2 separate regions of the Homo sapiens genome follow, and region 2 is linked to region 1. Evidence: chromatin loops called from intact Hi-C (ENCODE). Cell type or tissue: GM12878. All regions are shown on one strand. Each heading gives the region's core, and the rest is flanking DNA. Links, peaks and the distances in the headings are about the cores only.

What was found. Peaks named below come from ENCODE experiments on the same cell type or tissue, not always from the same donor. Only the 100,000 strongest peaks of a DNase experiment are listed, where the experiment ranks them.
Region 2: a loop joins it to region 1, with 3.0 times the contacts of the local background. A loop is called at or near these places in 5 of 110 quality-filtered maps.

Annotation. Positions count from the first base shown.
Region 1 is chr2:217,160,851-217,163,765 of GRCh38, reverse strand. No RefSeq gene overlaps it. Among named protein-coding and RNA genes, the nearest start is that of DIRC3-AS1, 120 kb to the left of the region's middle. RefSeq lists an enhancer at 2,026-2,320. In GM12878, for the core only: no CTCF peak of the experiment used is centred there; no DNase peak of the experiment used is centred there.
Region 2 is chr2:217,088,565-217,091,479 of GRCh38, reverse strand. No RefSeq gene overlaps it. Among named protein-coding and RNA genes, the nearest start is that of DIRC3-AS1, 190 kb to the left of the region's middle. In GM12878, for the core only: no CTCF peak of the experiment used is centred there; a DNase peak (open chromatin) is centred at 1,159; H3K4me3 peaks cover 510 bases; H3K27ac peaks cover 825 bases.

The DNA.
Region 1 (2,915 bases), core at 212-2,711:
AGGAAAGTTCTGCAGGATCTTGGCTGAGCAGTGGTTTTCTGCTTCTTTAAACGTCAAAATTAACCTGATTGAGTGAACTATTCAAAAAGCACATCCATCAATTTTTGTTTCATCTGAGGTTTGGAGTGCCAAGGACTTACAACATAAGGCCTCAGACCACTCTGGTTTAATGCCAGGGGATACTTAGGGGTTCCTGGGGATGGTAATTATGATCATAACCCTCTGCCTGCCAAACTCCTATGCACTACACCCAACCCAGATGCTACTCTTCCTGTGAGATCTTACCCAGATCCTCTCTGGTTCCTCTGTGGTCCTCTAACACTTGGTGTGGCTTCTTTGGCTTAACTGGACAAGTCACCACGTTAATTCATTTATTTTCCTTCATTAAAAAAATTGTTCACCCATGACCTCTGCAAAAATAAATAAATAAAATAGAAAGAAATGCGTAAAAACAAAACCTACCCTTTACTCTCTCCTCTCAGAAGAGAGAACCACCGTTTGTAATCAGCACAAGGAAAGTGGGAACACTAAAGAAATCACTATAAGATAGCAGCTGCCCTCAAAACTAAAACCAGTCACTTTAAAATACATGCTCCCGTGTGATCCCTGGATGAGGTTCTTTTCTCTTTAGTAAAACGGAGATTTTCAGGATTCAACCCGGAGAGGTAAAATCACTGAGCTTATAAATGAGGAAACTGGAATCAAAGACCTGAATTTTTGTCTTTTCCTTTTTCCCACCATGTTGTGTCCCAGTGTGCCCCAGCATCCTTAGAGACAAAGGCCTGGAGGAAGCACAAAGAGACTTCTATTTTCATCTTTTGGTTCTAGCAAGATGAGGATCAGCAGGCAGGCAGACACACTTGGGAATAATGGCTCTGCTCTCTCAACCGAGCCCCCGCCCCAGTGCCTTCATCCCCACTTTGGGGTGACCTCGGCAGAACAAGCTCTCTCTGTAATGATCACTTCGTCAGCAGGGGCTGTGTATTTAGTAGCAGGAAATATAAGCTTTTGTGGTCAGTGTGACGTCACCCCACCCACTAAACAGGCCTTTATAATTTGACCACAAAAAGGCTTGAAAGGGATAGACACATACACGCAGGGAAGGAGGCGATAGGACTGTCAACAGTTGTCTGTGTAGTGAAAGGAGCATTGTGTCTTCCAAATGTTTCCCGAAAGCCTGATGTTTGGTCTGCTGTAGACAAAACATCTGGATGATATATGGCGATTTCTCTTTGTATTTGAGTGCCCCAACTCATCTCCTTCCTTTCTCCTCTCTCTTTTCTACCTCTCGTTTTCTCTTTTCCTCATTCCCTTCATCCTCCTGCTTCCCTTTTTTCTCTTTTTACTCTGACTTAATCTAAAATAGACAAGTATATATTTTTAAATCATTGAGTTGTTTTCAAATGTTTTCACATGATGTGCATGTGAGCACACACATACACACACCAATTTTACTGTTATTTTCCTAGATACTTTACTGTTAGAGGGAGAGAAAAAGGAGAAGGGGTGACAGAGAGAGAGTAATTTTAAAAGACATAGCTAACATATCAATGTATCATTAAAAATTGCTTTCCATAAATGTCTTGGTTTTATAACTAATTCTGTAGAGGAGCAGAGCTAAATGGCCCAGTACCTTTTAGTGTCACATTGTGCAAGTTCAAGATAATATACTGCTGGATATTTCACTTTATCTTTTGTTTTCCTTTTTATTTTAAATGAAGAAAGGCACATGCTAGGCATTAATATGAACACTCCCATTAAGTACAAAGAGAAAAATAAAATAAAGATTGATTGACATGGACAAGTAAACAAAAAAAGCAGATAACCTGAAAAAGGAGGGTAGAGAGAAACTGAAAGAAATTGTCTATACGCTACCTCTGTATAAACTTTTTACTAGTTTTTCAGATCTTTGAGCCTAGGAGGGGAGAGAGAGAAAGAGAGAGAAAAGAGACAGAGAGAAAGAGAGAGAGAGAGAGAGAGAGAGAGAGAGCAAGAGAAAGAGAGATGAACATGAGAGGTGATGGCTGACGTGTCTGACCTCTGAATTAGGCTGCTGGAAAAATATGGCTTCCCCTGATTTGTGCCGCTGTGGAAAACCCCCTCCCAGGACTTCAAGCTTTCCTCTGAGGCACAGGCAGCAGGAAACACCTGCTTCACTTCTCCCCTGATGTTTTTTCCCCTTTTAGGGAGTCTGGGTCTCCTCCCCCTCCCTTTCTGCAGTGCACAAATGGACAAGCAGTTTTCCACATGCCCCAATCTTTCCTAAGAAAGGAAGTACGGAATCATCTATTAGCGACTGATGCACTTTGATGGCTTCCTTACCCCCACTTCCTTATTTTCTCTTCCAATTGACCTTTATTATAGCTTCCTCAACCCAGTTCCGCTTCCCAGCTCTTGTACTAATAATATTTTTCTCCAGAATAAATGAAGCATAAGAAGTCTATCCAAAAAAACTGAGAGGCAAGTGTACATACTGTTTGTCATGATTCCTTATTTTGGGTTTTGCCATTCGCCTCCCTGCAACAAAGGGGGAAGCAAATGCAATTCCAGTTTGGAAAGGCATGACAGACAGTTGCAGTATGCATCAGATCAAGATAGCAGCCTTCAAATATCCTCCCAGTGGAGAGGCACTGAGCTATTAGCAACTTTCTTTTTTTTCCTCCTTCTTTTTTTTTTTTTTTTTTTTTTGAGACAAAGACTCTCTCTGTTGCCCAGGCTGAAGTGCAGTGGCATGATCTTGGCTCACTGCGACCTCTGCCTCCCGGGTTCAAGAGATTCTCCTGCCTCAGCCTCAGGAGTAGCTGAGACTACAGGCGTGTACCACCACACCTGACTAATTTTTTGTATTTTTAGTAGAGACGGGGTTTCACCATGTTAGCTAGGATGGTCTCGATCTCCTGACCTGCCTCAGCCTC
Region 2 (2,915 bases), core at 99-2,598, 72 kb after region 1:
TCTCTTCTCTCACCTCTCTAAGTTCTCAGATTCTTTGGAAATTCCTGTTTCTTTTGTAACTTTCCCATCGATCTCCTCTTCCCAACCACTTACATTAAAAAACAAACAAACAAAACTCACTGTAGACACTGCAGAGAGGGTCAAGTAGGCAACAGTCTATCCCATACCCTTAGCCATAGGCAGCACTTTACATTCTCAGCTGACTACCGTGACACCCAGACATACCTTCCCAAGGATTACCTGTTTGGGGTTCTCAGCTCCAGGCCTTGCTTTCTGTCAAATAGGAGCCTAAGCATCCAAATCTCTCCACCAAAGCCTATGCCTGACTATACCAAGACTCAGTTGTTTACTCTCTTAAGTAGATAGAAACAAACATCTTTGACTTACCTGAAGCACAAACATAGGTGAGGACATTTCTACATCTCTCCCTTAGATAAATCAAAATTAATAAGGTGTGAGCAAGCAGGATAATCTCACTCAGAACCTCAGGGCAGACCAAGCAAGAGATGAACTATTATGAGTCTGAATCCTAAAGATTCCATTGGTGTATTGCCCTACGGATTCATGTTTTTGTGCGTTTTAATGTGAAGCATTCAGCTGTGACTTGGCCTGAGAGAGGGTGGGGGTGCTCAGAAATAAAGAGAGATACCAAGCTAACATGCCGCAAACTCAGCTTCCCAGTGACTTGCACCCTGAGAAATTCAATTATCACTTCTCAGACACACAGCCCAGAGGGACTCACAGGTCTTGGATAAGGTGCCAAAAATAAGGAAAATAAAAAATATAAAGAAATTTAAAAACTCCTGATCCTGCAAAGCATTTGCTTGATAATGCAAACTGAAAACTTGACGAGCTTCCATGAACTGGGAAGAGCACACAAGCTTACCTTTCTTACCCTCCACAAAAGAAAAGAAAAGCTCAAAACAGAAAAGCAAACAAGCAAGCAGCAACAACTGAAACAAATGTATACACTTTAGTTTTGTAGGGTGAAGTGGAAGGATAAGGCATGGCATAGGGCTTTAAGCAGTAGTTAGGTTCTACTATTAATAGATCATTCTCTTAACCTCTCTGACCATGTGTTTCATTGTCTATGTGTAACCCTAATAAACTCAGAGACCCATGTGCTTCAGTCTCAGAGCAGTTTCAGATTTAAGCAGCAATGTCCCCAAACTGAAAGTAACAAAGATGGAATTCTATTTATTATTCATGCCGCTCTGAAGACACTAAAGGGGATGAAAATATATGGTTCTCAGAAACACTTATGCAAATTCTCTTGCGTCTCCAACCTACTTTCTTATCGTAGCTGCTCTGGTTCTGATCTCCAGGGAGAAAATAAAAGGCTTCCTCTTTCACTCCTTACTCATACAGTTTTCTGCCACTTCCGTCCTCCCTCCCTACCCTCCAGTACTGTTATACGTAGATTTATCTCTTCTATCATCAAAAAGAATCTTTCCTCTTCGAAGACCATAGGAGGTGAAAATTGGACTAGCATTTACAGGATTCTTTTTGGTGAGGTTGGAAAAGGAATAAGTCTATAAGCATTTCTAAATTATTTATTCCTATATTATTAATTTTTGTCCCATAACAGGAAATGTGATCCTCTAATCTCTCCTTGCTTACATCACCAGTTTGTTGTATAGATCAAATAAAATGTTGCACATTCCTTTAGGAAATCATACATCACTATAATCATGTACAGTATTTTTATATGAATCTATGGTAAAAGGATGGGCATAATTTCCCTTTCTTGGATGCCAAGTCAAAAATATGGGGACAGGAAGGGAAGAGTTTCTTTCTAAAATAACTTTAAATAATTATACCTCTGAAACTGGTAAGCATATCCCTGTATTTTTTTAAGATGCCTTTTTGTTACTTTTCCAGATTTGTCACTCCTAAGAATCAGGTTTTGTTTTTGTAATATTGTGCATCTGTAAATTGAATGCTGCATTAATTAAGTAGCTAATCCATCCAACTAATAAAAATTTGTCACTAAATTAGCAATTCCTTCTCACATTAAAAAAAAATGTCTTTCATGAGTCAGGCACTGGTGTTAAATAAATCATAGTCCTTTCCTAAAGGAACTCACAATCTAGTGGCTGAGGTGACAATGTAAGCAGATATTTTAAGTCATTAATTCCTGATGGAGCAAATTCCAAGGAGAAAGGTGGGAATTAAGAGCCCAGACTACTGATGAAGCTACTGTTATTGTTGATACCTAACCCAGGTCCTAATTCTCCTGTGGACTAACACATCCAGAGGGAGCTCAACAGCTGTGGCAGATACTGTCGTTTGGCCATGCTTTAGCTATTTACATCACCTCTTCCTCTGCCCACGTCATACAATAGAGACTGAAATGTACAACTCACAGTTTCTAGCTTCCCTTGAAGTTGAGGTATCTATGGAACTCAGTTCTGGCCATTAGGGAAGTCTATTGAAGAGCTTTGTAAAAAAATTATTCCCGGCCGGGCACGGTGTCTCATGCCTGTAATCCCAGCAGTTCGGGAGGCCGAGGCAGGCGGATCACGAGGTCAGGAGATCGAGACCATCCTGGCTAACATGGTGAAACCCCGTCTCTACTAAAAATACAAAAAACTAGCCGGGTGTGGTGGGAGGTGCCTGTAGTCTCAGCTACTCGGGAAGCTGAGGCAGGAGAATGGCGTGAACCCAGGAGGCGGAGCTTGCAGTGAGCTGAGATTGCGCCACTGCACTCCAGCCTGGGGAACAGAGCGAGACTCCACCTCAAAAAAAAAAAAAAAAAAAAAAAAATTACTCCCTTGCAAAAGAAAAGAGAAGCAGAAGAAGGAAAATTTCCTGCTTGGTACCACTTTTTATTTCCAACCTTTGAAGACATGATGTGCAATTATACAACATGCATTCTGCAAATACATGTGGCAAGTTGGGGAACCTAAATCAAT